Regions from separate parts of the Homo sapiens genome. Here regions 1 and 2 are each linked to region 3. Evidence: chromatin contacts called from ENCODE Hi-C or POLR2A ChIA-PET data. All regions are on one chromosome and are shown on one strand. The core of a region is the stretch at or near the end of the contact, and the rest is flanking DNA. Distances in the headings are between cores, read along the strand shown. Region 1 holds the start of TMEM117 (transmembrane protein 117). Region 2 holds the start of IRAK4 (interleukin 1 receptor associated kinase 4). Region 3 holds the start of CPNE8 (copine 8).

Region 1 (2,761 bases), core at 262-2,761, 4.9 Mb before region 3:
GGGCGGATCACGAAGTCAAGAGTTCGAGACCAGCCTGACCAACATGGTGAAACCCCATCTCTACTAAAAATACAAAAATTAGCCAGGCATGGTGGCGCGCGCCTGTAATCCCAGCTACTCAGGAGGCCGAGGCAGGAGAATCCCTTGAACCCGGGAGGCGGAGGTTGCAGTGAGCTGGAAATCATGGCACTGCACTCCAGCCTGAGCGACAGAGCCCGACTCCATGAAAGAAAGAAAGACAGAAATTAAAGAAAAGAAAAGAAATTGCCATGATCATATTCCAAACACAATGCCAAAGAAAAACACATTTAATGAATTAAATAGAATTCATGTGAAAAGTTTATTTTTTAATGACAGCTTAAAGAAACTTAGATAAAACTGACAAGAGCCAGTTTCTCATCACACGGATCAGATGGAGGGTGGAATAGGAGGGATAAATGCCTGAGACAAAATGTCAAAATCCATAATTACTTTTAAACTATAAAGACTTGGGGGATAAAAGAAAGTATATCCATGGTCAAATGTCAATACTTTACAAAAAAAAATGGGGTTTACAGGGATTCAACTACTTTTATATTCAATAAATTGGAAGACCTTGTTTCTGAAGCCAAAACAAAACCCTGTAGCTTCCTAGAAGTCCTTCCTTGGATTTCAGACAATACATCATTTATAATTGGGGGCAATACATACCCTTATATTCAACATACTTTTACTCATTTTTTTTCCTTTTTGGTTCCTGATAAGCATGTGATGTTTACTCCCGTGTCTCTCTCTCTCTCACACACGCACACCCACACACACATACACATACTTCATTGTTCCACAGAGGGTAGAACACACTTGTGGGCCTGTGGCATTTTCAAAAATAGGAATGAAAAAAAATAGTTTTATTTAGTCACGATGAAGTTAGCAAACACCCAAACACCCAAGTCTTTGTTTTTTTCCCAAGAACAACACCTACGAACTGCAACCTGTTAATTTAATTAAGAAAAATAGGGCTTTTACTCAGTTCCTAGGCTAGGAATCGCTGAAGCAAGGAAAGTTCAAGGTCTGCTCTCCCGCCGTATCTCTGCACACACACTGGAGCCGGGAGTTTGAGGACTCCCACCAAGAGCCTTTCGCCCGGGAGTCTCCTCTGCCCTTAGCCAGAGGGCTGGCGCGTCCCCCCTCCCTCCTTGACACTTCACCCTGCCTCTTTGGCTGCCATCCCCAGGAAGGCAGGAGCAGAGGCGCCGGAGAATTCGGGGGCCGGGCCGGGGTTCCGCGGCTGCTTCCGCACTCGCGGGCAGTGACGAGGTGGCAGCCGGGACACGGGCGGCAGGGCCGGGAGGGCTCCGCTGCGGCTGGACCGAACGGCTGGGGAGGCTCGCCCAACGCCCGGGCCCACGTACTCACCCGAAGGGTCGCGCGGGGCGCGGGGCGACTGCACACGGGATTCGCGGTCGAGCACAGCCCTCGGCGCGCCGGCGGCCTCGCTGGGAAGCGCGGCGAGACGGGCCGGCGGCGTCGCTGCCGCTGCTGCTGTCACGGAGCTATAAATACCGGCTCGGCCCACACCCGCCGCCGCCTACGCCGGGCGCCCTCCGCGCCGGTGCTTCACCGCGCCGCGCTCCCGCCGCAAAGTCCGCGGCCGCGGGCCGGGCAACGCGAGCGCAAGGGCACCGGCGCCGCGCAGGTGACCGCGATCATGCCAGCTGTGTGCAACCTCTGCAGCTGGAGGCATGGCTTCTCCCCGCCCCTGCCCTCTCGCCCGCACCACGGGCTGACTCCAGCCCGCGGGCCGCGTGCGCCACGGGCCGAGCCTGCCCGGGCCGGCCCGCCTCTGCAGAGCGGCAGCTGCAGGCGAGGGACGGACTCAGGAACCTGGTGGGGGTTGGGGGGCGGCTGACAGAAAATCCACCATCCTGCAGGGAACCAATGAGGGTCCCACTGGAATGTCCTCGAAGAGCTACAAACTTTCGAAAGCAATCTCAGGTCGCAAAACATGATTTCTGTTTTTGTCTGTTGGTGGTGTGGGGATGTGGGGGTGGGGAGAGGCAGAGCCCATGAGGAGTATGAGAAGTCTTCCACTTACTTTCCAACCTGCCTGGTATCACACACACACACACACATATGCACACATACACACATTCATACACACATAGAGATGCACAAATACACTCATGCATACATATGTATACACACATAAGCACACGTATACACATGCATACACACATATGTACATCAGCACACATACTCATGTACAATTTTTAAAGTTTTTGCAGTCTGAGGCTCTCCGGAGCCTGTCATTCTATGATACCTAAATGATACCTCTGCGGCATAGGGCAGGAAGACCCTTTGACTACATCTGACCAATTCCTCTCTTCCTGAATGTAACCTCCTTTCCATCATGTATGTGTGGCCTCTGTTTCCTTCCACACCTAATAGCAACTGCTACCTCAGTTTACCGGTTGCTGAAAACGTGTTAACAGCTGCTATCCAGCATGCTAATATTTTGTGGTAATGGAAGTTATCACTAGTGTATATAATCAAATGGAAAATAGGATTTCTATATGCCCATATTAGCAAACTTATGAAGGCAGAGCTAGGCCCTCCCCTGTACTGGTAGCCTGATTCAGGAATGGGTGGATGGCAAGAGGGAGAACTGAGATGTCCGCGGATTTTAAGATGGGATGGAGAGAGCCATGCCCAAGTGCCATAGGGTAGTTTATCTGCATAGGCATAATTGGGAATTCACTGCCATACTTCCCACTAATTTGAC
Region 2 (2,827 bases), core at 85-2,584, 4.9 Mb before region 3:
CGTAGCAGAGCAAGTGCAGAAGTCCTAGGATTCTGAGGTGGAGCCAATAGAAAGCTATGGGCTGATGTGGAGAGTGAGAAGACAGCATAACCAAGTTTACCGATATTTACTGAGATAGAGAAGGCTGAGGAAGGAGCAAGTTTGGCCTGGAATATCAGAAGCTCAGTTTGGAGAGGTAGAAAGCAAACTTCAAATGAACGCTCTGCAGGAAAACAGAAGAAATTTGAACTTCCCGATAGCCCTCTTCAAGGACCACTCCAAGAAAGGGAAAAGGCAGATTTTAGTATCCTCTGCTTACCAGGGGCCTTGGGCAGTTACGTTTTTGAAGCACTAATAGCGCCGTTTGTTCCCATTCTAAATGCTCAAAGTGCTTTCTCGCTTTCTCAGGGTTTGCTTTTTTTTTTTTTTTTTTCTTTTGAGACGGAGTCTCCCTCTGTTGCCCAGGCTGGAGTGTAGTGGCACGATCTCGGCTCACTGCAACCTCTGCCTCCTGGGTTCAAGCGATTCTCCTGCCTCAGCCCCCGGAGTAGCTGGCATTACGGGCGCCCGCCACTATGCCAGCTAAATTTTGTATCTTAGTAGAGACAGGGGTTTCACCATGTTGGCCAGGCTGGTCTCGAACTCCTGACCTCAAGCGATCCGCCCGCCTGGGCCTCCCAAAGTGCTGGGATTACAAGCATGAGCCACCGCACCTGGACAGGGTTTGCTTTTATCCCTTTGTCTCCCTCTGGCTTCCAAGCTGACAGGTACACTTTTTTCCCCCATCTGCGAATGTACTCATCTGATCCCATAAGCCGCCTCCACTTTCTAATTCCCTGGAAGCTTGGAGGCCGGAGAAACAAGCGAATTACAATCGTGTGGAGGCTCAGCGAGCTGCTGGCGCCACAGGCATCTGTCAGGTGCTGGCCTGACTTCCTGGTTCTGGGGAAAAGAGACTTCATTTCGCAGTCGGGTTCACGGAATCCAGGGCCTGAGAGGTGAGAAACTTGAGGTCCGACTGCGCCCCAGAACAGCTGGGTGACGTCCCTCCAAGCCTCAGGCTCTTCCTCAGGGCCGACGAACTTCTTGATTACCGGGGACCTACCCAAGTCTTTCTTCTGGAGTAAGCTCTGTCAAAGGAACCCACTTCCTCTCTAACTTTTCTCACGGATGATAAAGAGATTTCCGTTCCGCAGCCGACCCCAGCAACCCTGGGGCAGAGGTGCCGAGGCCTGGAAGCGGACCTCGGACGACGTTTGACCGAGGCATTAAGGCGGGGAATGCCTTACCTGCCCGGGCGCGGGCTGCTGAAGCCGGCGACAGAAGAACCAGCCGAACTAGGAAGCGCCGCGAAGGGGCGGGGCCTGCCGGGTTGGCCCCGCCCCACTTCCCCGATGGGCTTCATCTTGGCGCCTCCAGGCGGCTCCACAAAGTGAGAAACTCCACGTATTGCGTAGGGCGCGTCTTTACGTGGGCGCCTGCCCCTTTAATTACGCCCCTGTCGGAGGCTGAAACACTTAAGGCTTCCGGGCATGCGCACAGCGTTGTGCAAATGAATGCCTTCCACTGAACCGAGGTAGACGGGGTCGAGTTTCTTGCGCGATGGTGGGCTTGTATGTGTGTGTGTGTGTGTGTGTGTGGGGGGGGGGGGTGACGAGGTTGGCATTGAGGATCCATACCCTTTGCGCCCAAAGAAAGGTGACGTGGACTAGTGTCGTGCCTTTGGACAGGCAGAGTAAGAGGAGGGAGAAGAAACAGGTAGAGCTGCTGGCCTTGTCGGGGACACCTTTGGACGTGCTGGAGGGCAACGACGCCCTAGTTTTCTGTGAAGTTAAGTAGCTTCTGCAGGACTGGGTTCAGTATTTCTAGTACCTTCTCAGGATCCCTCCTCCGCCAACGAATTCCTCAACCACGGGCCAAGCAAACTACTCCCCCGCCCACTGTCAGCAGCAGTCTCTGTTGAATGGGAATACTGCACCTTCAGGCTTAACGCCACGTGGGCTCCTTTGCTGTCCTCCAGGTCAGTTCCACTCTTCTACCAGGATGCTGGAATTACATTCTCCCCAAGTTTCCCTACCTGTTTCACTTGCTTAGAATGTCTGTCTTCCTCCTTTTTTCTGGGAGAAAGAAAAGATCATTATTCTTTCAGGGCCAATCCCTACAGCTATGTTCTTGACCATGCTGTTTTGTTTTTGAACTCCTCTAACTGTTACTCCATCGGATACATCTTGCTCATTTCCATCAGAATCATCTTACAATTCCAAAAGCATGTTTTGGAATTGTGTCACTTTTCTACTCAAACACTAACAGTAGCCATCCATTGACCACCCAATAGATTCTAAGTCCTTGTCAGGGCATTCAACATCTTCCATAATCTGGTACTAACTCAGCTACATTTTCCAGCACTGTAGTCTCCCTGCATTCCCATCCCCACTGCTCTGTATCTGGACTGCTTGTTTTTCTTGCACACATTGCATGTTTTGTTTGTACATTACTTGTGAGGTCTCTGCCTCATTTCTATCTCTTGAACTATGGAGGACTTAGATGGCCACTTCTTGCATTATGCCTCTTCTAATTATCTTCCACTTCATTCCTACAGCTCTTATTTTGTACTAGTTATTTCATTTATTTAACAATAGTATTTATTGCAGACCTACCATGTGCTTGACACTGTTCAAAATGTGTGATCATCAGTAGTAAATAAGGCAGACAAGGTTACTCCTCACGTGGAACTAACATTCTCTTTGGAGGAGATATACAATAAATAATAAAGAAAAACTTTACCTAGAACTGCTATGCAGAAAATTAAATAGGGTTTTGTGAAAGAGAATCACTTGCTGGGCACGGT
Region 3 (3,052 bases), core at 510-3,009:
TATACCTCACTGAAGTGGAAACAAATTGGATGTAAGTATCCCACATGTTGACTACTAAAGTTCTCAAGTTTCATCTCTTCAGTAGGCTTCTGTAAAGTAAAATTCTGGTGAGCTTAAAAAAAAACCTAGATCTCTATGCCAAATTAACTTTGAGCAGCATAATAGAAATGCCTGGGGTTTTAGGGCATTTCCAAATCGCAGTAAACTACAGTTTAATTTGTAATAGGACAAGAGGAAGGAAAAAAAAAGAAGAAAAAGCGGTGGGTGGGGAAATCAGGAAAGGAAAGCAAGAAGAAACAGGGGAAGTACACTCGGCAGGGGAATCGGCAAGACTGCACCTACACACTCTCACCCGCCTCTATAGATTCTCTAGGCAGGAGGCTGCAAGTGGATTAAAATGTTACAACGCAAGGCAAGTCCTCCACCGCAAAAACTGCTCCTCCCAGACTTAGCCCAACCAGCTGGAAACTCCGTGCTTGGAGCGTTAAATCGGACGGACACCCGCCCCCTCTCCACCCTCTGCCTTCCAGCTGCGCCGCATCCTGTTCTCCGTCGCCGCCTGGTGGCGAGCTCCCGGGACCCGCAGGCGCTCGGGTGAGGCAGGAGGGAAGGCGCGGGGAACAAAGGTCCCTGCAGTGGAGGGGCGCCTCGTCTACCTCCGGATGCTTTTGCCACGACTCCGTCTTGGCACCAGTCTTGCTGCCCTGGAATGCAGTTTCCCAAACGCAGCGCTCACTCTGACTCCTCTCTGCTTTTATCCGTCAGGTCTCAGTTCTTGCGGGTGGGAGTCGGCTGAAGGAGCTGCGTTATATGGTTGTGACATCACCCTCCCCGGCCCCCATTTTCAGGTCAGAACTTTCATGCCTTTGGAAACGAGGGACCCAGAAGAGCCCTTACTGTAGGAGGAATGTCGCCGTTAGACCTCTAAGCTCCGAAGAACCAAGGGGAGACAGAATCCAGATTGCTTCCTTAAATCCCAAGTAGTATTGTTTTTTCCACCTTAGAGTCCGCCCCCCCGCCCCCACTTGTCCCATATATTGATCGGCCACTTTGCCACCGTGTTCCAAGGTTGGAGAGCGTCACAATGCCCCACCGTCCCCAACTCTCAAGTGGCCGACAGTGGGCAGTCCAGAAGCTGGGACCAGACTCATCTGCCCGAGGGCACAGTAGGAGGGACGGAGGGATCTCCCAAGAGCTCCGAGGGCGAGGTGAGAACCAATTGTGGGGAGGGGGACCTTATAACGGGGCAGTTAGGAACGGGCAGAGGTGCCCCCACCTCCAGCTTTCAACTCAGGCGAGGAAACTTCGAGACCTTCCCGTCCACACCTGATTGACAGAAGGAAGCTGTCGCGGCCCAGGAGGCGAGTGTGGGTGTGCAGAGGTGGAGACAAAACCTAAAAGCACGCAGAGCCGGCGAGGGCTTGCGGTCCTGGACGGTAGGGGTCTGCGTCTGGTGCCACCTTCTCCATCAGGCTGCTTGCTGGGTCCACCAAGCCTGACCCCTCCAGCCAGGAGGGGATCACGGAGTGTGTCCCCCGCCCGGGCTGCTGCCTGCCGGAAGGGGGCTGGGAAACCGGGATCCCCGCGCGCCACTTGCCTGGCAGCGTCAGTTTCACCCAGGACTGGCTAGCGGTTCCCTCGTGGCTCTGCGCGGAGGTCCGCCTCCTCCCTTCCCTCCCCCATCCCGCGCGCTGCCTCCGCCTCCTTCTTCTGCCTCCACCCTCAACCCCCATCCCCGCCTGACGGGAGCTAGCCCTCAGTCCGCCCGAGCTGTGGTTGTGGGCGCCGGACAAGTCCAAGGCGCCTCCTCCCAATATGGACAGCCGCTACAACAGCACTGCGGGCATCGGGGACTTGAACCAGCTGAGCGCTGCCATCCCGGCCACGCGGGTGGAGGTGTCCGTGTCCTGCAGGTGAGGACGCAGCCCTTCCCCTCTCTCCTGCCCTCTCATCTGTGGGGTTGGTAGCACTTGGAGAGCGCTCGGGGTACCACGAGGCTTTGCGCAGGCAAGAAGTTGCGCCATGAGTGGGAAATATCTCAGTAGTGGGGCTGGAGTTACCCCGGGTCAGGTGACACAGGGGAGCGGGAATTAGAAGCGGTGGGCTCCGGGACTGAGACTTTGTATTTTCTTTCTGGGAAACGCTGTAAAAGTTGGCTGGGCTGTGACTCAGCTGTGGGAACACCGGCCGCCGCCCACTTTACAAGCCGGTTTTCCGCCCCAAACCCGGGCTGGATGGTTGGGTGATGACCGGAATCGAAGGGGACAGCACTGCCAAAAGCTCTTGTGACCGCTGCACGCTTAGGCCCGGGACTTCCTCTGCTAGGCGTGTGCAAACCTGCTGTTGCTAGGGTTGGCTCCAACCCCGGCAGCTTCCTCCCCACCCACTTCCTGGAGCCTTCCAGCTTGCTTCTCCCCGACCCTTCCGGGCTTTTTGCCTTTTGCCTGATAGGTAGAGATTTCGGCCCTCCTTGCAGACGAATCTATGCCTTACCTAAGATCTGGGAAGTCACGACTTTTGTTTTGATTTGTTTTCGGGCCCACATCTGAGTGCTTGTAAAAACTGACTCTCGGCCGGGCGCAGTGGCTCAGTACAGTTTATACGCCTGTATTCCCAGCACTTTGGGAGGCCAAGGCGGGTGGATCACGAGGTCAGGAGTTCGAGACCAGCCTGGCCAATATGGTGAAACTCCGTCTCTACTAAAAATGCAAAAATTAGCCGGACGTGGTGGCACGCGCCTGTAGTCCCAGCTACTCGGGAGACTGAGACAGGAGAATCGCTTGAACCCGGGATGTGGATGTTGCAATGAGCTGAGATCTTGCCATTGCACTCCAGCCTGGGCGACAGCGCAAGACTCCATCTCAAAAAAAAAAAAAAAACAAAAAAAAACTGACTTTCAACCCTGTCCAGAGACTGTAAATTGCAAACTCGTTGTCCTGACCTTTCGGTTAGTTGCCCTGTAAATAAAGCAGCATCACCGCTATATCATAGATGATTTTGAGAAGGAGATGAGCGATGGTGCTAAATTGGTACTGGCCACTAATTTGCGAAT

Evidence for each region. Hi-C counts contacts between places; a loop is a spot of excess contacts on that map. ChIA-PET counts read pairs that join two places held with the same protein, here RNA polymerase II (POLR2A). Pooled maps may share reads with other maps.
Region 1: a map of ascending aorta shows a loop between it and region 3 (8-fold over the local background). The contact joins the promoter of TMEM117 here to the promoter of CPNE8 in region 3. A Hi-C loop is called at or near these places in 1 of 168 maps with a recorded cell type or tissue (ascending aorta) and 1 of 50 pooled maps. POLR2A ChIA-PET finds 5 or more read pairs at or near these places in 1 of 52 experiments (Panc1).
Region 2: a pooled map shows a loop between it and region 3 (12-fold over the local background). The contact joins the promoter of IRAK4 here to the promoter of CPNE8 in region 3. A Hi-C loop is called at or near these places in 7 of 50 pooled maps.

Annotation. Positions count from the first base shown.
Region 1 is chr12:43,834,831-43,837,591 of GRCh38, reverse strand. TMEM117 (transmembrane protein 117) reads right to left here and starts at 1,511. Exons shown (of 8, transcript NM_032256.3): 1 at 1,396-1,511. RefSeq lists silencers at 1,038-1,270, 1,257-1,696, 1,727-1,836.
Region 2 is chr12:43,757,458-43,760,284 of GRCh38, reverse strand. It overlaps IRAK4 (interleukin 1 receptor associated kinase 4), which reads right to left and starts at 1,334. Exons shown (of 12, transcript NM_016123.4): 1 at 1,269-1,334. PUS7L (pseudouridine synthase 7 like) reads left to right here and starts at 1,495. Exons shown (of 9, transcript NM_031292.5): 1 at 1,495-1,555. RefSeq lists enhancers at 628-687, 1,308-1,417, 1,758-1,807.
Region 3 is chr12:38,904,298-38,907,349 of GRCh38, reverse strand. It overlaps CPNE8 (copine 8), which reads left to right and starts at 1,759. Exons shown (of 20, transcript NM_153634.3): 1 at 1,759-1,913. The coding sequence starts at 1,816. It overlaps CPNE8-AS1 (CPNE8 antisense RNA 1), which reads right to left and starts at 1,638. Exons shown (of 2, transcript XR_007063275.1): 1 at 353-1,638. RefSeq lists an enhancer at 215-474 and a silencer at 1,605-1,774.